2 separate regions of the Homo sapiens genome follow, and region 1 is linked to region 2. A link is an interaction called in ENCODE POLR2A ChIA-PET data of the cell type or tissue named here. Cell type or tissue: PC-9. All regions are shown on one strand. Each heading gives the region's core, and the rest is flanking DNA. Links, peaks and the distances in the headings are about the cores only.

What was found. Peaks named below come from ENCODE experiments on the same cell type or tissue, not always from the same donor. Only the 100,000 strongest peaks of a DNase experiment are listed, where the experiment ranks them.
Region 1: POLR2A ChIA-PET joins it to region 2 with 10 read pairs; 2 of 35 experiments call an interaction of 5 or more read pairs at or near these places.

The regions. Positions count from the first base shown.
Region 1 is chr12:110,174,002-110,186,333 of GRCh38, forward strand. IFT81 (intraflagellar transport 81) reads left to right here. Exons shown (of 19, transcript NM_014055.4): 12 at 6,421-6,570. Among named protein-coding and RNA genes, the nearest start is that of IFT81, 56 kb to the left of the region's middle. RefSeq lists a silencer at 12,160-12,332. In PC-9, for the core only: no CTCF peak of the experiment used is centred there; no DNase peak of the experiment used is centred there.
Region 2 is chr12:110,324,991-110,337,322 of GRCh38, forward strand. It overlaps ATP2A2 (ATPase sarcoplasmic/endoplasmic reticulum Ca2+ transporting 2), which reads left to right. Exons shown (of 20, transcript NM_170665.4): 7 at 1,400-1,485; 8 at 2,563-3,027; 9 at 7,607-7,695; 10 at 8,191-8,293; 11 at 9,022-9,153. Among named protein-coding and RNA genes, the nearest start is that of ATP2A2, 50 kb to the left of the region's middle. In PC-9, for the core only: no CTCF peak of the experiment used is centred there; no DNase peak of the experiment used is centred there; H3K27ac peaks cover 1,068 bases.

The sequences.
Region 1 (12,332 bases), core at 1,603-9,602, 150 kb before region 2:
GCACGGTGGCTCACGCCTGTAATCCCAGCACTTTGGGAGACTGAGGCGGGTGGATCATGAGGTCAGGAGATCGAGACCATCCTGGCTAACACAGTGAAACCCCATCTCTACTAAAAATACAAAAAAATTAGCCAGGCATGGTGGCGGACGCCTATAGTCCCAGCTACTCGGGAGGCTGAGGCAGGAGAATGGCGTGAACCCGGGAGGCGGGGCTTGCAGTGAGCCAAGATCGCGCCACTGCACTCCAGCCTGGGCGACAGAGCAAGACTCCGTCTCAAAAAAAAAAAAAAAAAAAAAAAAAAAAAATTAGCCGGGTGTGGTGGTGTGCCTGTAATCCCAGCTACTTAGGAGGCTGAGGCCAGAGAATTGCTTGAACCTGGGAGGCGGAGGTTGCAGTGACCCGAGATTGCACCATTGCATTCCAGCCTGGGAGACAAGAGCAAGACTCCGTCTCAGAAAAAAAAAAAAAAAAAAAATGGCTTTGTGTTTCTTAAACAATGTAAAGTGCTTATTATATGATAGTCTTGTCAAGTCTTCACAGCTAATTACTTTGAAAATCATTTTCATGCCAGATATTGAGGGAGAAAATTTGCAGCAGGAGCAGTAATTCTTGTTTCACATAAATATCTAGAATGATGCCTGGAATCCAATAATTCTTTTGAGTTCCTGATAAGCGAAAAGCATTTATAAATGGTTACATTCTTAGAGAAATAAACTGCCTATCCATTACAAAAGCTAGCCCAGATTCTGATCATTACTCTTAAAGGTTGTAAAACATACTAAATACACAAAAGGAAAAAGAACATCTGTCAATTTCCATTTTGATCACAGGGGAGCCGAGTCTTTAAAATTGGTCCTGAAGCCAGAAGCTAGCACTATAAAGCATTAGTCCATTACAAAACCCAAATGCACGCAGAGATAAAGATTAGAGTTTCACACAACTGAGTACTCTCTCAGCACCTGCTAGCATAAACCATAAAGTATTAATCTTATTTGATCTCAGCATCTAAAATGATAGCTGCTCTTTCATAGAAGACTAATTTAGATTACAAATGTATATGGGTACAAATGATTAGTAATAGCTGCTATAATGGGCTTCCCTGCCCAGTAGCAAGCTTTGTAGTTTACTTTACTGACAAATTCATTTGGTTTACCTGTTATGATACACTATGGGAAGCTTTTTCCTTAATGTTCTAAGGATTTGTTGCTTACCTCCTATGCCTTTAAAAATTATTTTTTTCCTTTATAGCTAAAGGTGACTGGCTGAGAGTTCTTTATAATATCTTGCCCAGCTACTGCAAAGGCTGAGTGGATTAATATTTTGGCACACTCACAATATTTGTGGCACGTGCATGTACCAGAGCATACCCCATTTAGGAAGGTCTGCTCTGGAGCAGTGCTACTCAAAGTGTGGTCTGAAGACTAGTTTCAGTCCAGAGACTGTTAGTTTCTTCTAATCTGCAGCCATATAAATTGAGAGGAAACATTTAGAAACCCTTATAGTCATTTGATCTCGGTATTTTCGTTATTTTACAAAAGTATCTGATGCACATATGTTTAGAAATTTTTTAAAAAACTCGTCCTTTAACAGATAGTTTGAAAAGTCCTGCTACTTGTAAAAGTGGAGTTGGTGAGCCATAGAATATGTATAGTGTCTGCTTCAGTAGACAAGCCAAGTTGTTTTCCAGACCATTGCTCTAAATTATATATCTCCCTCTCTACTTCCTCCACATCATCACCAACACTTGGTATTGAAAGATTTTTTATTTTTGCCAGTTGGGTAGGTGTGAAAATGGTATCTCATTGTTTTATTTATTTATTTATTTATTTTTAGACAGAGTCTGTCTCTGTTGCCCAGTATCTTCTCTGGCATTGAGAAATTTGGCTCCCTTTTTCTATATTGCATTTATTTATTTGCTCAATCAATAAACTTGCTTGTTTGCTCAATTTAAATAATCTATCAACTACTCCAGCCTCCTTCTTTACACACCAATCCTGTGTCCCCATCCCACCAACCACATTTTCACCCTCTGTGTCTATGTTTCCACGACTCCTCACTCACCCCTCTGTGTCCTCAGCTGCCAGGCCTGCTAGCCTATGTCTCTGTGTGTTTCCTCAGCCCCTAATCCCATCATTGCATATCCTTGGCCATTCAGCCTGTTGACCTGTACCTCCATTAACTCCCCCTACTACCCTGTGTCCCCAGTCACCAGCCTCCTGGTCCACACTTCTGATACAACTTCCCAAGCCCCCTCATTTCCCAGTATCTTTGACCTCCGGACCCTGTACCCCGCCATGCCTCTATGCAACCTTACTGGCACCTCCATGCAGCTCTCTATTTACTGCCTACCTCTCCAGCTACCATTTTGACCCCTGTAAACCAGGAATGGAAGGGAAAAGGAGGGCAATTTTTACTCTTATTCTCATCTGAGTGTACAGCAGAGTTTACCAGAGGCTTCACAAATGATCAGGCCATTGCTCTGGCCGCTAATGGAATGAGTACTTGTGTTTTATAAGTCTGAAGATTTAGCTTCAATGTGTTCATCAGTTTTGTTTTTTGTATGACATTGAAGATCCAAAAATAACCTAAAATCCAAATGATAATTAAAAGAAACCACCAATGGAAGAAAAAACATTGATAATGTGTTTTCTTTTTTCTAATTAATTCTGGAATAGTAGAGCCCTTAGAATGCTTTGATGGCCACCTATTGCTTAATCGTATGTAACTGTGATTGATCTGACCCAGACTACTCTTCCATTAGTTATTATATATAATGAATATCAAATAATAACCAATCAGCATAGAACACACTCAGTAATTTGTAGGTTTGTTCTTTCATCAAAAACATTTATAGCTTTCAGCTTTTAAAAATAGTTCTGGAGTACAGCAAGATAGAGAAGGGGAAAATTGGCCTCTATATTACAGAGGATAGCAGATGAACAGGGTTGATTTCATTTTGGGCACTTTGCCCAGGACACTTTTAATAGCATATATAGTTACTCTAGGGATTCTGAATCTGTGGTTATGTCAGGCTTACACATTTATTCTTTAAAAGGAAAATTTGCAAGTTATTAGACTTCAGGTACATTAGTATGACTTAAATTTTTAATTTTTAAAGAAGTTTCTGTAACGCAGTCATTGAAAATTTGTGGTGTGAGGGCTGGATTCCTTAATATTAAAACTAACCTAATCATGGATAGAAAAATATTTTAAACTTTCTTCTTCTAAAACACAGTGTGTTCCTCAGTTCTTTCAAAGTTTGTTTTTTTGTTTTGTTTTGTTTTGTTTTGTTTTGTTTGAGACAGAATCTCGCTCTGTCGCTCAGGCTGGAGTGCAGTGGCACAATCTCGGCTCACTGCAACCTCTGCTTCCCAGGTTCAAGCAATTCTCATGCCTCAGCCTCCCTAGTAGCTGGGATTACGGGCACACACCACCACGCCCAGCTTATTTTTTGTATTTTTAGTAGGGACGGAGTTTGGCCATACTGGCCAGGCTGGTCTCAAACTCCTGAGCTCACGCAGTCCCCCCACCTCAGCCTCCCAAAGTGCTAGGATTACAGGTATGAGCCACCGCACCTGACCAGCTCTTTCAAAGTTTAAGTCAAATTTTAAAAGATGTCTAAACTAGGAATTGGAAGTTTATTTTAACGTGAAGAATTTTTAATCTTAGTATTTTAAAGGAATTTTTGTATACTCAGGAATCAAGTATTTTAGAAAAAAATTAAATTTTAGAGATGGTGTACTTTCTATTTCACTACTTTATAATTTAGAATTATTAACCTTAGAATTTGCTTTCAAAATTGGAAGGAAAAGCCGGGCGCAGTGGCTCATGCCTGTAATCCTAGCACTTTGGGAGGCCAAGGTGGGCGGATCACCTGAGGTCAGGAGTTCAAGACCAGCCTGGCCAACATGGTGAAACCCCATCTCTACTAAAAATACAAAAATTAGCCAGGCATGGTGGCGTGTGCCTGTAATCCCAGCTACCCGGGAGGCCGAGGCAGGAAAATTGCTAGAACCCTGGAGGCAGAGGCTGCAGTGAGCCAAGATTGCGCCACTGTACTCCAGCCTAGGTGACAGAGCGAGACTCTGTCTCAAAGAAAAAAAAAATTGGAAGGAAAAATATCAATGTGGGCTGGGCACAGTTGCTCATGCCTGTAATCCCAGCACTTTGGGAGGCCAAGGTGGGCAGATGACCTGACGTCAGGAGTTCAAGACCAGCCTGGCCAACATGGTGAAACCCCGTCTCTACTAAAAATACAAAAATTAGCCTGGCATGGTAGCAGGCACCTGTAATCCCAGCTACTTGGGAGGCTGAGGCAGGAGATTTGCTTGAACCTGTGAGGTGGAGGTTGCAGTGAGGGGAGATTGTGCGGCTGCACTCCAGCCTTAGAGACAAGAGCAAGACTCCATCTCAAAAAAAAAAAAAAAAGAAAGAAAGAAAAATACCAATATGGTAATAGAGCTTGTGTTGAGATAGTGGCTTTGAGTGAACTTTTCCTTTTTTCTGTTTTCCAAAATTTCAACAATATGTTCATTACTTTTATTATTTATAAAATTATTTATTAACTATCCCCCAAAATTAGCTTTAAGAAGCACTGGACATTAAAAAGGCTAAGATTCTTTTTTTTTTTTGAGATGGAGTCTCACTCTGTCGCCCAGGCTGGAGTGCAGTGGCGTGATCTCGGCTCACTGCAACCTCCGCCTCCCGGGTTCAAGCAATTCTCCTGCCTCAGCCTCCTGAGTAGCTGGGACTACAGGCACATGCCACTACGCCCGGCTAATTTTTTGTATTTTTAGTAGAGATGGGGTTTCACCATGTTGGCCAGGCTGGTTTGGAACTCCTAACCTCAAGTGATCTAACTGTCTTGGCCTCCCAAAGTGTTAGGATTATAGGCGTGAGCCACCACATCCAGCCTTGAATTCCTTTAAATATTATGCTACTTTGTTTGCTCTTCCAAACTCTAGTTGGTATTACTTAATAATGGGGTCTTTCCATTAGAGTTGTAACTTTTTTCCATTATTAGTTATAACTTTGATATGATGGGTAGGTAAATAGATAAATTAGATAGCTATGAGTCTTCACTAACTTGGGATATTCTTAGCTTTTTAACATTTCGATGGGTACCATCCCAGTGTCTCAGATGCTTGATAGCAATATATAGTCACAGTACATTTCTTAAGTGATAAATAGTAGCTACAAGTGTTGATGGTTCCGGTTGGCTATATTAGTCCCAGTAGTCCAATGGACTGCTACCAAAATAGTACAGTACATGAGATATACCATGATAAAACCACAACCAGAATTGTGGTCATTAATCTCCTACTTTTTCTTCTTTTTTGACCTTTTTATTTTTATAAGGTTGTCTTTCTGTTTTCCTAATCCTTATTTGTAAAGTCTAAAATGAATAGCTTTTATATAAGGATTTAGAATATTTTAAGGCCAGGCACGGTGACTCATGCCTGTAATCCCAGCACTTTGGGAGGCCAAGGCGGGTGAATCACTTGAGCTGAGGAGTTCAAAACCAGCCTGGGCAACATAGGGAAACCCCATCTTTACAAAAAATGCAAAAATTAGCCAGGCGTGGTGCTCTGCACCTGTGGTCCTCCTACTCTGGAGGCTGAGGCAGGAGAATTGCTTGATCCCAGGAGGTTAAGGCTGCAATGAACTGTTATCACACCACTGCACTCCAGCCTGGGCAACAGAGCAAACCCTATCTCGAAATTATATATATATATATATATATATATATATATATATATATATATATATATACACACACACACACACACACACACACACACACATTTTATATGTATACATATATTAAACATATACACATAATATATATATATAATATATGTACATATAATGGGTCAAAAAATTAAAAACACAAAATATTTAAACATTGTGGGTGACAGAGTGAGATTTGGTCTCAAACAAATAAATAAATAAAGGAATTCATTTGGTAAGTACTATTTATTATCTGTTATGTATTAGGCACTGTGCCAGACACAGAGGATACAACGTAGAGTTGCTTAGAGCAAGATACTTGCAGGTCCTGCCCTCATCAAGCTTAAGGAATAGTGGGGAAAACAAATACTGAACTGAAGTTTAAAATGATGGCAAACATTACACATAACTGAATAGGCCCTGCAAATAAGTAACAGGAGTTTAACCTGGTTAGGGATGAAGACAGGAAGATGGGGGTTGGGAAGTTTTATAATAAAACTAAATTATTAAGTTATTATATAATATATAATTATTATATAAAGTTTTCTAATAAAACGAAATTATTATATACGTGTGACATGTTGGGAAGTAGAGAAGAAAAAATGTGAATATATTGAGTTTATACAGATGTATGATATTTAGCTACTACTTTTCTACTCATTAGATTACATATTGTGTTTTTTTTACAGTTCAAACGATATGTCAATAAACTTCGAAGCAAGAGTACAGTTTTCAAAAAGAAGCATCAGATAATAGCTGAACTTAAAGCTGAATTCGGTCTTTTGCAGAGGACTGAAGAACTTCTTAAGCAACGTCATGAAAATATTCAACAACAACTGGTAATACAGTATTATCTTGGGCTACTATAAATACAAATGCCAGGAGGTTTATGGGTTACAGCTTTATACTGAAGTCATTGTTTTTACTGGAAAAATGATAAAAGTATTACTTTTCTCTGATTAATTACAGACATGACATATAAGTTGATTCATTTATTTTTAATGTAGCAGTAAGCACTGGCTTTTGTGTGTGTGCTGACTTCGGGGTTATTAATAGAAAAACTTGAATTCCAAGTAGGTTTTTTCTTTTGGTTAGTTAGTTAATATGAGTAAAATTATCATACCAAGAGAGTGACTGTAAAATATTTTTTTATCATGGCCTGCTGGGCAGAAATTTCTAAGCAGCCACTTCCAAGAAGCTTTGGAAAGAAATATCCAGGGAAGTGCTGTGTGGAAGTCTGCCTCCAGGCTTATTCCTTATGTGTTTGTGCCTTGGTTGTCTGAAAAAAGTTAAACCCAAAGTAGTCCCACAGCAAAGTTGTTCTCATTGTGGATGCCAGTTCCTCAGGGTTTCCTTCATTTGGCTTTTTTTTTTCTTTCACCAACGAGGAAACTTTCATCTGGGTGCTGGTTTACCAGCTAGCAATAATCTGGTAGAAGTAAGTGGAATTTCAACCAGTTGTGTTTCCTTTTAACTGGCAATATGAACTGTCTCATGCTGATGAATATTATTTGCTTTTAGGGAACTTAAGACTGAAAATTTACTGTGAATCAACATGGATTCTAACAGCACTAACTTTAAAACTGATAGTAGTAACTGCATTATTGTTTACTTCAAAATATCTTCTAATTTCTATTGTGATTTCTTTGACCTTTTGGTCATGGCTTAAAATCCAATATTTGGGGGATTTTTCTAGTTACCTTTCTATTATGAATTTCCAGGTTATTTCCATTGTGACCAGAGAGCACACTCTGATTTCAGTCCTGTGAAATTTGTAGTCTTGCATTATGGCCCAGCATACGGTCTGTTTTGGTAATTGTTTCATGTGCAGTGAAGAGAATGTATATTCTGCAGTTGTTGGGAATAGTATTCTAAATATGTCAATTCAGTCAGTATGTTAGCCATGATATTCACATCTTCCATATCCCTGTTGATTTTTTGTCTGCCTGTTCCATCAGTTACTGAGAGAAGTGTGTTAAAAATCTCTAACTATAATTATGGCTTTGTTGCTTTTTTTAGTTCCATCAGTTTTTGCTTCATATTTTTTTCTTAAGTTGGGTCCCTAGAAGCAGAGCTCGAGAAGGGAATTCTTTGTGCTAGTGATTTATTGAGGGAGTACCTTCAGAAGGAGGGGAGTGAGGGAAGCAGATGAGGCAGCAGAAAAAAGCCAAGCAAGAAAAGGACATGGTCTCAACTGGAGCTGGCTTCATTCTGATCCCATGATCAACTTTGGAACAAATTGCACTGGAGTTGATTCCATCTTGATGCAAGGGGGCTGGCCTTTTGTACCCCATGGCAGTCAGTCATTTGGCTGTGGTCAAGTGTAACCTCTTAGGTGAGACACCTCCCATTTCGCTGAGGGCACTCTCTGGAGAAAGGGGTAACTATGAGCTATTTAGCAGTCAACATTCATAACAGTTTGCAAATGAGGTCTGAGTGGGGCACCAGCAACATCTACTACAGTTCACCCCTTGCACTAGTAGGATCTACTTGTTTGTCACATTAAATTTACTCCACCCAGCTATAGCTTCTATAGGATTCTAGTTGGTCGCAATTTCTAGGAAAACTTATAGGAGAAAGATTAGTGGGACAAATGGAAACTCTCATTGCTACATTTGGTTCCAAGGACATAACTGATATTCAACATCTCCTTCCTTTACTATCCATTCTAGAGTTCCCTCACCTCAGCTAGTACCTCCTCTGGTTTAGATGACTTACTTGGTGGGATGACCCAGTTCCTCATCCTTGAGAAGTGTGAGACTCTAGTAATCATGCCCTTACCAGGCCATGGCTGCTATACTTCCCCATTTACAGTTAAAACTGGGCATGGGAGTACCAAGATATGCCCTAATGGATCATCTGAGTCCTAAATATATTTCTTTCTGTCCCTGTTATATAGCAGCATCTATATAGCCTTATGATACCCTGCTTTCTTTGCCTGCTGATCTATTGACATGAGAAGCTCAAGTGACCAGATGGTAGTCAGAACATTAAGTGTCAAGGGCCTCTTAATGTGCCTTCTGATGGAAGCATGCCATCAGAATATCTCTGGCAACCAGAGTATCTATACCCACAGAGCCTACAGTTGTCTGGAAGGGAAGCATAATTCCCTAAAGTGGATCACTGGGGATCATGGTTCGTGGTGACACCTATACTTTCATCTCATGGTTCTGAGACCTATGCTTTCTATCGGGAACATAGCACCATATCATGGGCATCGGTTTAAGGTGTACACCCCATCCTAAAGGTAGAACTCATTTTCATAGGCCATCCAGTTCCAACTGGGGCCTTACGTTTAAGACACTGTTCCACTATTCTGTCAGGCCATCAGCTTTCCAGATAGTGTAGTATGTGGTAAAATTACTGAATTATATGGTCATACGAATGCTATCATACTTCCTTTGCTGTAAAGTGTGTCCCTTGGTTTGAGGTGATATTATGTGAGATTCCACATCAGTAGACTGAATGCTCTTAGCCCTTGGATAGTAGTGCTGGCTGAAGTACAATGGGCAAGAAAGGCAAACCTATACTCAGAATATGGATCAGTCCCATTAAGGATGAAATGTCACCTTTTTCAGGGCAGAAAGGGTCCGATGTTATTAAATTGCCACAAAATAGGGGGTTGGTTTCCTCAAGGGATGATTCCTTACCCAGAGCTCAGGAATGGTCTCTGTTGCTGGCAGGTCAGACGTTTGATATTGGCAGCAGCTAGATGAGCATTGATGAGAGAGAGCCCATGCTATTTGGCTCATACGTAACTTCCATCTCTACCAACAAAGCCATTCTGTTTGTGAGTCCATTGTTTAAGCACTGTGTGGGCCAATGTCAGAGGCTGGCTGACATCTGCTGGCCAAATCATCCTTTCCACTTGGTTGTTCAGTGCATCTTCTGCAGTGGACATTTTCCGGTTTCCATGTAATGAAAAGATCATTATACTTAGTGCCTACTCCCATAGGTTCAAACACATGCCTCTTTCCTAGACCTCCTTGTCCTTGCTGTCTTGCATCTTCCAGGGCCTTGACCAACAAGCTGAGCCATTTGCCACTGCCCAGAGGATACAGGATAATCTGGGGATTCAAGGTTCTCAAGTGGGTCTATCCAGATACCCCCATCCCAGACTCAGCACCCTTTTTCTTCTCTGTCAGGGCCCTGACTTTGGCATAGAATATTTGCCTAGACTAAGAATTCAACTTTCTCTGGAGTTTTGCCAGTCTTAAAATTAGTCCTGTGCCTGGTTTTCAGCTCCCTCTGCACTTTAGCCAGGGGAAATGAGAGTTTCTTTAAAGCCCTTAAGGAGGTTCTCTAACTTGATCACTTTGCTTTAAATTACAAATTAGGCTAGGCATGGTGGCTCACGCCTGTAATCCCAGCACTTTGGGAGGCCGAGGCGGGTGGATCACGAGGTCAGGAGATCGAGACCATCTTGGCTAACACGGTGAAACCCTGTATTTACTAAAAATGCAAAAAATTATCCGGGCGTGGTGGCGGGCACCTGTAGTCCCAGCCACTCGGGAGGCTGAGGCAGGAGAATGGCGTGAACCCCGGAGGCAGAGCTTGCAGTGAGCCGAGATCATGCCACTGGACTCCAGCCTGGGTGACAGAGCGAGACTCCATCTCAAAAAAAATAAATAAATAAATTACAAATTAATGGATTTGAGCCTGTTATTTTATCTCTTCAACCATCAGTGGAGTTTAGTGATAGCCACCCCAGTTCCATAGTCCTTATAGTTACTATTTCTCCTCAAATGCCAGAAACATTACACCGTCTAGTGCATCTTTGTATCAGTTCAGATCCTCCAAGAAGCAGACACTGAGATGGGATTACATGTACAAAAGATTTATTGAAGGACATACTTATGAAGGGTAAAGGGAAGGGAGCAGGAGGAGGCAGGGAAAGCCTTCAGGCTCTGATACAGGTCTGACACCTGTGAAAGGAAAGGGCAAAGGAAGATTGGGTAGAAATAGCCTCAAACTTCAACACAACTCTGAGAAAGTTTTGGTCAGGCTGATGGAGAGTTCCTGAGCCAGTCACCTATTAGAGGAGTCCCTTGTCAGGCAGGACTGGGCCAACACTAGTACTACTGCTGTACTCAGTCATTGGCTAAGAGCAGCTCCAGGGAAGCATAGCGTTGGTGCAAACATGATGATGGACCCAGAGGGGCAGCAGCTATGGATATCAGTCAGCTCTGTTCCTCTCAGCCAACTCTCTTGAAAGCAATCTGAGCCATAAATTTTGTTGGCCACCACAATCCCCATCCACCTGTATTCTTCCCCAATTCACCACAAGTGAAAGTCTTATTAATTGCACTGCTGCAACATGCCTGGGACTGTCAGTACTCTACCTGCCACAGTAATAGAGTCCTTAGTTCCATTTAGCCAGTGAGTGATTGCACTCTAGTGCTTATGCCAGAGATTATGATATACACCCTTGACTGATTACAGTCTTCACTAAATTTTTTTTTCTTTTTTTTGAGACAGAGTCTCTCTCTGTTGCCCAAGCTGGAGTGCAGTGGCACGATCTCAGCTCACAGCAACCTCCGCCCCCTAGGTTCAAGTGATTCTCCCGCCTCAGCCTCCCAAGTAGCTGGGACTACAGGAGTGTGCCACTATGCCCAACTATTTTTTTGTATTTTTTTTTTAGTAGAGACGGGGTTTCACCATGTTAGCCAGGATGGTCTCAATCTCCCGACCTCGTGATCTGCCCACCTCGGCCTCCCAAAGTGCTGGGATTACAGGTGTGAGCCACTGCACCCAGCCAGTCTTCACTAAATTTTTACTATTGCCGTGTCCTGGGCAATGCAAGAACCTAAAACACTTTAACTTTGTTTACCTCCTTCCCATATTTAGTGCTATTGTTGATAATATTTTTTTAATTCTAAATATAATTTTCTTGAGAAGGGGTCTTGTTCTGTTGCCCAGGCTGGAATGTAATGGTACAGTCAGAGCTCACTGCAGCCTCAACCTCCTGGGCTCAAGTGATTCTCCCAAGTACCTGGGACTACAGGCGTGCACTACCACACCCAGCTAATTTTTATGTGTATTTTTTTTTCAGACATGGGGTCTCACTATGTTGTCCAGGCTGGCCTCAAACTCAGGGGCTCAGGCAATCCTCCTACCTCAGCCTCCCAAAATGCTAGGATTACAGGTGTGAGCCACTGTGCTGGGGCCTAGATAGATTTAAATCGTACATGATATTATGTTCAATATTATTCTAGATTATCTACCTGTTTACTCTTTTCATGGTTCTTCTTTTCTTCCTTCATCATTGTTCTTCTATTGGTATCTGTCTAATGAGCTCACCTTAAGTATTTTATTTAGTTCAGGTCTGCTTAAATCTTCTCAGTTTTTGTTTTTCTTAAGACACCTGTATTTTACCTTCATTTTGAAGCACATTTTTACTGAATGTAGAATTTTTGGTTGGCAGCTATTTTCTTTCGGCACTTTAAAGATTTAATTCCATTGTCTTCTGACTTCCATTATTTATTTCATAACATCAACTGTACATCTTGTTTGTTTGTTTGTTTGTTTGTTTGTTTGTTTGTTTTAAGGTAGACTGTTATTCTCTGGTTTGTAAGATCTTCTATCTGTGTTTGGTTGTTCA
Region 2 (12,332 bases), core at 2,243-10,242:
TTTAGTAGAGATAGGGTTTTGCCATGTTGTCCAGGCTGGTCTTGACCTCCTGACCTGAAGTGATCGCCCGCCTCAAACCCCCAAAGTGCTGGGATTACAGACATAAGTCATCACACCCAGCCTATAATAAAAAACTTTAAAAGTTTAAAAAAAAATTTAAACTTCATAGAGGTTCTCGAATATTATCTTTCTTTCATTAAGAAATCATAATGTAGTTTTTGGCTAACTTGTGGAACCAATTTTTTTGGTCAAATATTGAGAGTGAAGTTTGCTACCTGTAACTTAAAGTAACATTTAGAGACATATTTTACTCAGATTGACCCTAATTATATATCTATGACATGATTTTTAAATTGAAATCAGCTGGGCATGGTGTCTCATGCCTGTAATCCCAGCACTTTGGGAGGCCGAGGTGGGGGGATCACCTCAGGTCAGGAGTTTGAGACCAGCCTTGGCCAACATAGCAAAACCTGTCTCTACTAAAAATACAAAAATTAGCTGGGCATGGTGGCACATGCCTGTAATCCCAGCTACTTGGGAGGCTGAGGCTGGAAAATTGCCCGGGAGGCAGAGGTTTCAGTAAGCCAAGATTGTGCCACTGGACTCCAGCCTGGGCAACAAAGCAAGACTCCGTCTCAAAAAAAAAAAAAAAGTAGTTCTTTATTTACCATGCGATCTTTCCAGTACACTTGCTAATTGCTACTCCAGAGCATAGCCAGATGTGGCCCACACCTGTAATTCCAGCACTTTGAGGAGGACAAGATGAGCAAATTGTTTGAGTCCACGAGTTGGAGACCACCCTGGGCAACATGGTAAAACCTCATCTCTACAAAAAAATACCAAAAAAATTAACCCGGCGTGGTATTGGGTGCCTGTAATCCCAGCTATTCAGGAAGCCAAGTTGGGAAGATTGCTTGAGCCCAGGAAGTTGAGGCTGTAGTGAGTTGTGATGGTGCCATTGCACCAGCCCGGGTGATAGAGCAAGACCTCTGTCTCGAAAAAAAAAAAAAGTATCAGTATATATGTTAAAGTATTTATTAAAGTATACAACAAATATATGTAAATAATACAGTCACAGTATCAGAGTATAAAATGATTACTGAAAAATAAATTAATTTGAATAGTTACTCCAGAAAATAATCAATGGGGATTCTACTTGAAAATTCACTTTTTTATTTTGGAATTGTGTTGATTTTTATCCTGACACCCTTTGTTCTGGTATTAATTTCCATTACTAAGTTTTCCCAGCTTACCTCCTTTGAATGAATTGGGCCTTTTGCCAACCTTTTCTCACACTAACAGTATCCCAAGAGTGGTAATGGGTGGGCATGAATGAGAGGTTCTAGGTTCTTGGTGTGGGTCGCAGAGATCTGTTTTTTCTGTCTCACAACCCGCTTAGGTGAATCTGTCTCTGTCATCAAGCACACTGATCCCGTCCCTGACCCACGAGCTGTCAACCAAGATAAAAAGAACATGCTGTTTTCTGTAAGTACTTTATGAAATGTGTTTTTATTTACAGACATTTCCAAAGCCTAATCAAATGTTATGTTTTTCACTGCCAACCATCACTGGCTATCATTCTAAAGGATAATCACACTTTTCATGGTCAGTCTTAGGTGTCAGAATATGGCAGTAACATAACGTGTGACTTAGATGTCTTTTAATTGGCAAGTTTTGGGGGACCAAAAAATAATGACTAGCTTATACATCTTCAAACTCTTACCTGCAAACATAGTTGAAAAGTAGATTTGTTTGGAAAAGCCTTAGCCAATAAAGGGTATTTTCAAAATGATGTAGATGACAGCTGCTATTTGTATGTGGTTCACAATAAAAAGGTGCGTGTTTAGAGAGAGAGAGAAAGCAAACATGGCAAACCATTAATAATGGTGAGTCTAGGTGCAAAGTATATGAATGTTCATTTTACTATTTCACTTTTTCTATTGATGTGAAAAATTCTTTGAATAGTGAGGAAATGATTTTAAGTTGGGGACATTTGTGGGTTTGTATGAGAACCTGACTACTACCCATAGTAAGTAAATAGAGGTACCCTGAAAATAGTGAAGCCATGTCCTTCTCTTATAACACTAGGAATTAAAGTGGCATGGGAGAGACTGCTCACATTTGATTTCTTTGGTTTTTGGACCCTGTCACATGAGTAGGGGTTGTCAAGATAGCCCATGGGGCTAGTTGCCGTTTCTATTACAGTGAGAAAAGTAGGGGCCTTGAGTTGTTGGAGCCAGAAGTGGAGAATGCTTAGAGTTGAACTATATGAGTTTGAAAAATTGGGAACACAGAGGGGTTAAGAGCACTGCTTGAAGATGGTCTGCAAGCCGGGCTCAAATAGAAATCTAGGTGGGTCAGTACAGAGCTGCCTGACATAAGTAAGTAGCACATGGAGCATTGCTTGTTGTCACAGTTGTATGGCTGGTTGCTTGAACAGTAGCCAGTGGAAGACCTAGTAGAATGTGTAGAGAATCTGGGTGCCCTAGTCAAAAACCAGCGTCGGTATTTAAGTTGGGATGTGGTATTCATCTTGTGACCAGTTCTCTACTTCTGTCCTAGGGTACAAACATTGCTGCTGGGAAAGCTATGGGAGTGGTGGTAGCAACTGGAGTTAACACCGAAATTGGCAAGATCCGGGATGAAATGGTGGCAACAGAACAGGAGAGAACACCCCTTCAGCAAAAACTAGATGAATTTGGGGAACAGCTTTCCAAAGTCATCTCCCTTATTTGCATTGCAGTCTGGATCATAAATATTGGGCACTTCAATGACCCGGTTCATGGAGGGTCCTGGATCAGAGGTGCTATTTACTACTTTAAAATTGCAGTGGCCCTGGCTGTAGCAGCCATTCCTGAAGGTCTGCCTGCAGTCATCACCACCTGCCTGGCTCTTGGAACTCGCAGAATGGCAAAGAAAAATGCCATTGTTCGAAGCCTCCCGTCTGTGGAAACCCTTGGTTGTACTTCTGTTATCTGCTCAGACAAGACTGGTACACTTACAACAAACCAGATGTCAGTCTGCAGGGTAAGAGGAGTAATTTAGAATATTCCGTGTCGTGGTTCTTTGTTCATCCTACCAATATGCCTTCATGCCATCAAAACTTTTGATTTGTAATTTCATACATTTCTGTGGGCTGTATGTATAGCCTGAGCTTAATTTCTAATATTTGAGAGGATCTAATCATTTAATTCCTAAAACTTTCACAAAATACAGGATATCTGTATGGCTGATATACTTGTATTAGATGTAAGAGAATTAGAGAAATTATATTTTCCTTTAATTAAAAAAAAAAAAAGCCTGGGCGCAGTGGCTCACGCCTGTAATCCCAGCACTTTGAGAGGCCGAGGCGGGTGGATCACCTGAGGTCCGAAGTTTGAGACCAACCTGACCAAAATGGTGAAACCCTGTCTCTACCGAAAAGACAAAAATTAGCTGAGTGGTGGCGTGCACCTGTAGTCCCAGCTACTCGAGAGGCTGAGACAGGAGAATTGCTTGAACCTGGGCAGCGGAGGTTGCAGTGAGCCAAGATCACACCACTGCTCTCAATTCTGGGCGACAAGCAAGACTCCATCTCAAAGAAAAGAAAAGAAAAAAGACAAGGTCTCATTCTGTTGCCCAGGCTAGTGTGCAGTGACACAGCTGTGGCTCACTTACAGCCTCAACCTCCCAGGCTCAAGTCCTCCCACCCCAGCCTCACAAGTAGCTGCAACCACAAGTGCATGCCACCATGCCCCACTAGTTTTTTTATTTTTTTTTGTAGAGGCAGGTTCTCACTATGTCACCAGGCTGGTCTTGAATTCCTGGGCTCAAGTGATCCTCCTGCCTTGGCCTCCCAAAGAGCTGGGATTATAAGCATGAACCACCACACTCAGCCTCCTTTCTAATTTTCCTGATCCTCTGTCTCTAGGTGTATGTTAATAGACAAGTTCTAGAGAAAGCTGCTAGTTAACCTCCCTACCTGAAGTCCTAATTGGTTTTTCTATCACATGTTGAATGAAGCGTGCTTTTTCTCAAAAAGTAGATAGTCATCTCTCTGTATTCATTAGAGATTGGTTCCAGGACCTCCCTCAGATACCAAACTCTGCAGATGCTCAAGTCTCTGAAATGAAATGGTTCAGTACTTGCATATAACCTTGTTCATCCTCCAGTATACTTGAAAACATCTCCAGATTACTTACAGTACCTAACGTAATATTATAAATGATATGTAAATAGTTAAACTGTGTTGTTTAGGGATAGTTAACCTGTGTTGTTTAGGGAATAATGACAAGAAAAAAATGTACATGTTCAGTACAGATGCAGTTATTTTTTCCATCTGCTGTTTAGTTGACCGTGGATGTGGAACCCACAGGTACAGAGGGCTGACTAAAATTGCTTTTAACTTGCTTTATTCTGTGTATTCATCATATATATTTTTGTTTGTTTGTTTGTTCTTGTTTTGAGATGGAGTTTCACTCTTGTTGCCCAGGCTGTAGTGCAATGGCCCGATCTCAGCTCACTACAACCTCCGCCTTCTGGGTTCAAGCAATTCTCCTGCTTCAGCCTCCCAAGTAGCTGGGATTACAGGCATGCGCCCCCACGCCCGGCTAATTTTTTGTATTTTTAGTAGAGATAGGGTTTCTCCATGTTGGTCAGGCTGGTCTCGAACTCGCGACCTCAAGTGATCCACCCGCTTTTGAAAGCCTCCCAAAGTGCTGGGATTATAGGCGTGAGCCCCCGCGCCCGGCCATCCTATATTTTTTGACCATCATTTGATAAAATAAATAATTTAAACCTGCTGTTAGAAAAGTAACAACTGAATAAATAATGCAATAATTATACAGCTGGATTATTTTGTATAATTCACTTTCCTTAGGTTTTGCTTAAACAACTTGGTACAAGTCTATTCCAAAAGGTACACATGACTCATACAGAGTAGACATTTGTCACATATTTTATTCGGCTCATTAATTAGCAAGGGAATCTGTATTTGAGGAAGTGTTCAATATTAGAATATTAGAATAGGGATTGCTAGGTTAGATTACAAAACTAATGTCTTACAGGGAAACCTCATATAACATGAGCATTTATTTAGTAACACAGTGTTACATTTTCCTAGAATGGGCTTGTTAAATAATGCTTCTGTATGATATTGAAAGGGTGTAGTTATCTTGGCCTTTTTGTCAGGTTTTAGATAATTATTTTTAACATCGGAAATTGTTTTATAATCAGTTAAGCCCTGTGAATTTTTATCTTGCCAATTTTAAGCTCATGATGATTTTTTAGATACAGGTTCTCCCTCCCCCGCAAGCTCCTTGTGAAGTCCAAACCCACATTTAGAATTGACAGAACTGGGGTGTTCCAACTTTCAAAGTGGAAAGCTTCTAGGTTTGTCTTAGGTTTCTCCAGGATATTAAGGTGTTTGAGCTACTTAAGTTCTTATTTTTTGGAACCAAAAGGTTGGATGAATTGGCTAAAAGTCAGTTTTGTCATACTGGTTGTTTCAGGAAGAGAAAGGGAATTTTCTTATTTACGATTTTGTGTCTCACTTAGCCTGAAAGCTTTAATTCCTCAGAATAGTCTTTATGTCTGTGAAAGTAAGCCATGTGTAAAGCCATGTGTAAAATTGTAATTTTTAAAATTTCAGTTTCCCAGTTCACTATAATTTTTTTTTGTTCTTTTCTCCCTTGAATGGCTTGGCTTAAAATGTTTTCTTATAATAAAGAAAAAGCCTGCCTGTTCTGAGTGAAGCTCTACCTCACAACAGGAAGCTGGTGCTAATTGGTATTCTGCAGGAGGCTTCTTGCAGTGGTATTGCATAACTGCCCTTGACTTAGGAAGATTTTCATCCTGCATATCCTAAATGGTTGACTTGCTCACAGTCAAAAATGTCTAAGTACATTTAGATTTAGCTAATGTAGATTCAGATTCTGAATGTCTTTTAGAATATTTTGGGCTTTGGTATAGACTCAAAGAATTTCACATTTTTGGCTGGGCACAGTGGTTCACGCCTGTTATTTCAGCACTTTGGGAGGCCGAGGCGGGCGGATCACCTGAGGTCAGGAGTTCGAGACCAGCCTGACTAACATGGTGAAACCTCGTCTCTACTAATATTACAAAAATTAGCTGGGCATGTTGGCAGGCGCCTATAATTTCTTTGGGAGGCTGAGGCAGGAGAATCACTTGAACCCGGGAGGCGGAGGTTGCAGTGAGCCGAGTCGTGCCATTGCAGTCCACCCAGCCTAGGCGACAGAGTGAAACTCCACCTCAAAAAAAAAAAAAAGTTATTTTAAAATAAAGATTAACTAATTTCCTTATTGAATGTGAGATGAATTGCTCTGAAAAGATGTGTTTTTAAAACACAACATAGCTTTGTTGTTGCTGTTATTACGGAGTTTTGCTCTGTCGCCCAGGCTAGAGTGCAGTGGCGCAATCTCAGCCCACTGCAACCTCTGCCTCCCGGGTTCAAGCACTTCTCTCCCTCAACCTCCTGAGTAGCTGGGATTACAGGTGCCCACCACCACGCCCGGCTAATTTGTTATATTTTTAGTAGAGACGGGTTTCACCATCTTTGCCAGGCTGATCTTGAGCTCCTGTCCTCATGATCTACTCACCTTGGCCTCTCAGTGCTGGGATTATAGGCGTGAGCCACCGTGCCCAGCTCAACGTGGCCTGTTTAACTTGAGTTTTACATTTTTTAAATTCCCCTTAGAGAATGATTTGATCAGATTATTAATTGCTCATATTTCAGAGAAAGCACGAGAAAATATAGTTTTGACATCACTTTCTGTAATTTTTTCTTTTTAGAGGAGGTTTTACAAGTTTTCATTTGCAATGAAAACACAAGCCTAAATCTTACTTTTCCAAACTGGGCTTCTGAATTATAATTTGTGAATGCAAATCAAGCAGTGGAAAAATTATCTTTAAGAAAATAGCTTATGTCGCTTTAAAAAATAAAATTAATCCTTTCCTAAGCATGCTTCCATCTGTATTGTCTAGGGAACATCAATTCATTCAGCTCTGCGGGCTCCTTACTGTATACATATAGTTATGCAGCTTCATAGAACATGAGCTATTGCCACAATAAAAATAAGTGGGAAGGAGCAGAGAAGCAGTTTGTCTTATTTTACTCGGGAAATGTTTATGCAACTCTGAAATGTGAGTTTATTCTTCCCAAGCTTTTGTGCTTAGCTCTAAGGCAGGACTACCTAATACCACTCTCACAGCCAGCCATTTGAAATTTGGGATTCTGAGCAATCTAAAGAGTAACTTGTCTCTGGAACTGACCTTTTGCTGACCGGGAGTCCTCATAACTTGGATTTTGTGTGGGTTGTTGTGTCTTTGGTGCCACTGCTGCTCATTCATTCAGCACCTCAGTGATGCTGTTTTTCATACTGTTCGATTGGTCGGGGGTGTGATGGGCGAAGCAGTCTAATATAATTAAGCTAGTTAGGGTAAGGGACAGTACTGCTGATGCTGAGTGAGCCTCAGTGAGTTTTATTAAAGTTGTTTTCGTAAATGAAAGAGGTTGTTTGCCTTTGTCCTAAGCTAACAAAGGTAGTTTATTTGTGTAGCATTTTTTAAAAATCCCTTTTAAATACTCTGATGCGCTCTCCCCCTACAGATGTTCATTCTGGACAGAGTGGAAGGTGATACTTGTTCCCTTAATGAGTTTACCATAACTGGATCAACTTATGCACCTATTGGAGAAGTGTGAGTAACCCTCCTCCTCATTTAAAGGATCTGGTGTGGCAGTTTAGTATTTGTATTGATTTGCAGCATGTCTACAAAGTTAAGACAGCTTTCTGAATGTGGCTCAAGTCAACACTTATTACTAAAGTAGTAAATGTTTTTAAAACAAAAACTTTGAAAGATGAACCAAAGGTTATAATCCAGTCATCTTTTTGCATCTTCTGGGCTCCAAACTTTCAAGAGGGATTTGTGTTTGTTATTCACTGTAGCCAGTGGTGGAAGAATTGAATTAAGAATTTCTGGTCTTTTTACTGATTGATTTCTGATACCAGAGATGCATTCTCTCTTTTGTTTTTGTCTAATATTGGCTCTGGCATCAAATTGTTTGGAATTTTTTCCAGTATGTTGTCCCAGAAATTCTGTTTTCATTATTAAACAATTGCGGGGGGGCAGGGGGCGGGAGGAATCAATAGTGGCGACCATACCCTGCTCTAAGAGTGTTTTCTCTTTGGGCAGGCATAAAGATGATAAACCAGTGAATTGTCACCAGTATGATGGTCTGGTAGAATTAGCAACAATTTGTGCTCTTTGTAATGACTCTGCTTTGGATTACAATGAGGTAAGTCTCTTCATAAATTAGAAGGAATGGCTGTTCCTAGTTCAAGGGTGGGGTGGGTGGAATGAAAGTCTAGCCTGCCTTCCTCCCTTTTGAAAGTCAAGGGTGCCTGATTTTGTTTCCCCCTTCCATTCAGAACCTGATGGTGGGGCCAGCATGACCTCACCAAAGAAAGCTGAGAGCCTTTCACATATCCTCTGTGACTGAGCATTGCAGTTAGTTAACTTAAAGTTGTAGTATATGTGATGTTCTTTCTGTTGATAGCATACTTACTATAAATGAATAAAACCCAGGATAGAAAATGCTTTCCTGAAAGCAAAGGATATAGTTTCTGTCTCAAAGGTAAGCTAGTCCCTGTCAGAGACAGAATGTGAACTCTTCAGAATGATAAGCAGTGACATGGAATTACATTATTATGTGAAGGCACTCTTTGAATTAATAGTGTGATCAGTGGCTTCTTATATTTGGGTGAAATAATAAATACTGTGTTTGATGTCATCTTATATTTAAGGGAAATGAAAAACCTACTTATTAGAATAAGATCACATGCACACCTGTACTTTGAGTATGTTTTTAATTATCTGGGTCACCTGTTTCAGAGGAGGATAAAAATGGCCTTACAGTGTTGTAATAGAGGACAGATTGTGCTTTTGTGGAAAAAAAATATTAAAGATAAATTTATCTGTGTACTTCTCCCTTTTTTCTACTTTCTGTGCCTTTAACCAATACAGGCAAAGGGTGTGTATGAAAAAGTTGGAGAAGCTACAGAGACTGCTCTCACTTGCCTAGTAGAGAAGATGAATGTATTTGATACCGAATTGAAGGGTCTTTCTAAAATAGAACGTGCAAATGCCTGCAACTCAGTGAGTATTTGAACCTGGTTTATTGTTCATGCTGCTTATCAGTCGTACTATATATACTTAGTGTCTGCACTGTCCTACTCTCTTAGAAAACTAATTATACCTTATCTCCTCAAACTTACAGTATTTCCTTCCCCATATTCACTCTCAGGTAAGATGCTCTTCCTGTGTATTTGACCAGGAAAATAAAAGCAATCAATAGCTAATTTCCTTGAGCGACCCTCTGGGCCCACAGGGGCTGCCTTCTCCCATAGTGCTGTGAACAGTGTTCTTGCTCCTAGCAGAAGCCACCTCCTCCCAACATCTTTGCTGCATTATTGATTTCCATCTCTACTAGATGTTCTTCAGCATAGGGGGAAATAATAGTGTCTTTCTATCTTGAAACTTTCCTTTGACCTTATTTCCCCTGTCAGCTACCACACTTTCTTTTCCTGTTCAATTAAACCTTTTTTTTTTTTTTTTTTTTGAGACAGAGTTTCTCTCTGTCACCAGATTGGAGTGCCATGGCGCGATCTTGGCTCACTGCAACCTCCACCTCCCAGGTTCAAGCGATTCTCCTGCCTTAGCCTCCCTAGTAGCTGGGATTACAGGCACACGCCACCACGCCTGGCTAATTTTTTGTATTTTTCGTAGAAAGGGGTTTCACCATGCTAGCCAGGCTGGTCTCGAACTCCTGACCTCAGGTGATCCGCCCACCTCGGCCTCCCAAAGTGCTGGGATTACAGGCATGAGCCACCGCGCCTGGGCATCAAACATTTCTTAACTCATTTGATGAGACCAGCATAACCAAATACCAAAGGTCAATGTGGTGATGGTGGTGGCAGTGGCAGTGGCAGTGGCAGAGGGCACCCACATTGTTCATGTATACACTGAACAAATAAGTGGCCTCTGAGCCTTTTTCTGCCTGTCAGAGTCTTTGAGACAGGGCTCATTCGACCAGCATCACTATGACAAGGGCCAGTAGCAAGGATGGGGAGTCTCCACAGTGAGTTGGACCTGAGTGAGGTTCCTCTCAAAGAGCTGCTGCTCCCTCCTGCCAAGACCACCATACTGGACCTGTCCTGCAGTACTGCCCTTAGATTTCTGTGGCCTCACAAGCCCGGGGAGCCTAGACCTCAGTAGAAACACTTTGCAACGGCTGCTGGTGAAGAATGGCCATCCATTGAGTCTCTAGCACCTGGGTCTCCTCAAAAGACTGGTCCCCCTGCCTGTCACTTGGCTCAGCTTAAGAACTTGAAGTGGACCAGGCGCAGTGGCTCACACCTGTAATCCCAACACTTTGGGAAGCTGAGGCGGGAGAGTCACTTGAGGCCTAGAGTTTAGGTTGCAGCATCACTGCACTTGAGCCTGGGCAACAGAGTCAGACCCCATCTCAAAAAAAAATTAAGGCCTGAAGTGGCTAAACTTGAAGGATAACTCCCTTTATCTTATCCTGGCCAAAGTGGTAGATGATTGCTTGGATGAGAAGTGATATGCAGATAAGATGTTGCAATACACAAAGTCTGTGTGGGTCAGTCGGTCACGTGGGTGCCAAGGACAGGTGGGAGAGAAGAAGCAAGCTACAGAAGCAGCTCAAGAATGGGAACTGCGGAAGCTGATTGTATTGGAGGAAGGAGTGTGATGCTCTCAGAGCAGCCAGGGAGGAGCAGAAGGAGCTTAGGGACGTAAGTCAGGCTCTCAAAGTCTATGTCTGGTTCCTGCCCCCACAAACCACCACCCAGGAAACATCATTCCTGAGCTGTGTGGCAGCAGCAGCAGCTGCTCCTTTTATATGGCAGACAGGGTGATTGCTTGTTGGGCAAGAGCCCTCCTACACTATCTTAGAGTGAATACCCTCTATCTGCAGTCCAGGGTCTGCACAGCCACATGGTCCTCTAATAGGTCCACCAGACCATTTGCCTGCAAACAGCCTCATCCTCAGTGCCCACTGTCTCCTAGCTGTGGAGCTTGGATTCCTATGGAATTGGGTTCTGCTGAACATACCTCTTTTTAGCATCAGACCTACCTGTCTGTCATCACCATGGGGCTGCCAGTCAGTACTTTTGCAGCCTCTTTATAGGACATTGTTGTAACTTAGGGTTCCCTGGTAGAATAAGGAGCGATGGGAAGGGGAGAGGTTCTGCCTGCCTGAAGGAACAGGTCTGGGGGAGGAGAGAGGTAAAACTCAGCCTTTTCTAGTTGTCATACACAGCTGTATAAAGGCAAGCCTCATTTAGCAAAATGATTAGTTGTCACCACGTTTAATGCTTTTTGTATGTCATAAGCCCTTTCATCCCTTCCTGGATAATAAGGGCAAATGAGGAGGCATTGTGTCATTGGGGGGTAGTACAGCCTGAGTTGGGAGGGAGCAGTATACCTGTTTTCTTAATAACCTCAAATATCAGGCATTTTAGTGACCACACAAAATCTCAGGGTGAAAAGTTCTAGACCATCATGTCCAGCCTGCAGTTAGGGACACCTAGCCCTTCCATGACCTGTATGGCGTGGTCTTCCGGTTAGTGTGAGGCAGCATTTTGTCTCCTTTATACTGTCCTGAGAAAACAAAACTCACACTGGAATTGAGACTGTCTCAGCTGAAATATAGATTCCTTTTCAGTAAACTGATGCACAATTCACAAATAGCAGTCTCAAAGCCATGAAGGCCTTGGACCACTCCTTTGGCTTCTTCCCTCTACCCATGTGTCTTCCATGAACCCGAAGCAGTCCAGGCTTATTCACTCTGCCAGTAAGCAAGGAGTTGGATCCTGGCAGAGCCACGCTGCCTGTGATCTATTAGTTGGTGTAACTAAAAATCTGAGGCAGCCTGAAAACAGCTTCACAGATTGAGGGTTTGAGTCGTTTGATTCTAGACCTCTGACTACTCCACTGAGTGATGGGAAACAAGTCATGTAATGGGGCTGAACCAGCACTGGCTCACTAGCCAGTGACCACACAAGTACGGGCAATACTGTCATCCTTGTGTCTCCCTGCTCCAGAGCTCCCTTGTCCCATCTTTTTCACATCCCTTGGCCAAGGGATCGGAAACAGCTGTCATGCTGCTCATTCACTAAGGAGTTCCAAACACAAGCTCTTTGCCTCCCTTCCCACTTGAGACAGCAGGAACCCATGTGTAGTTTAGAAGCAGAGAGAGCAGGTCCAGCATTTTGGCCCCATGGCTTGTTTGGTGAGGTCTGTGGTTCTTG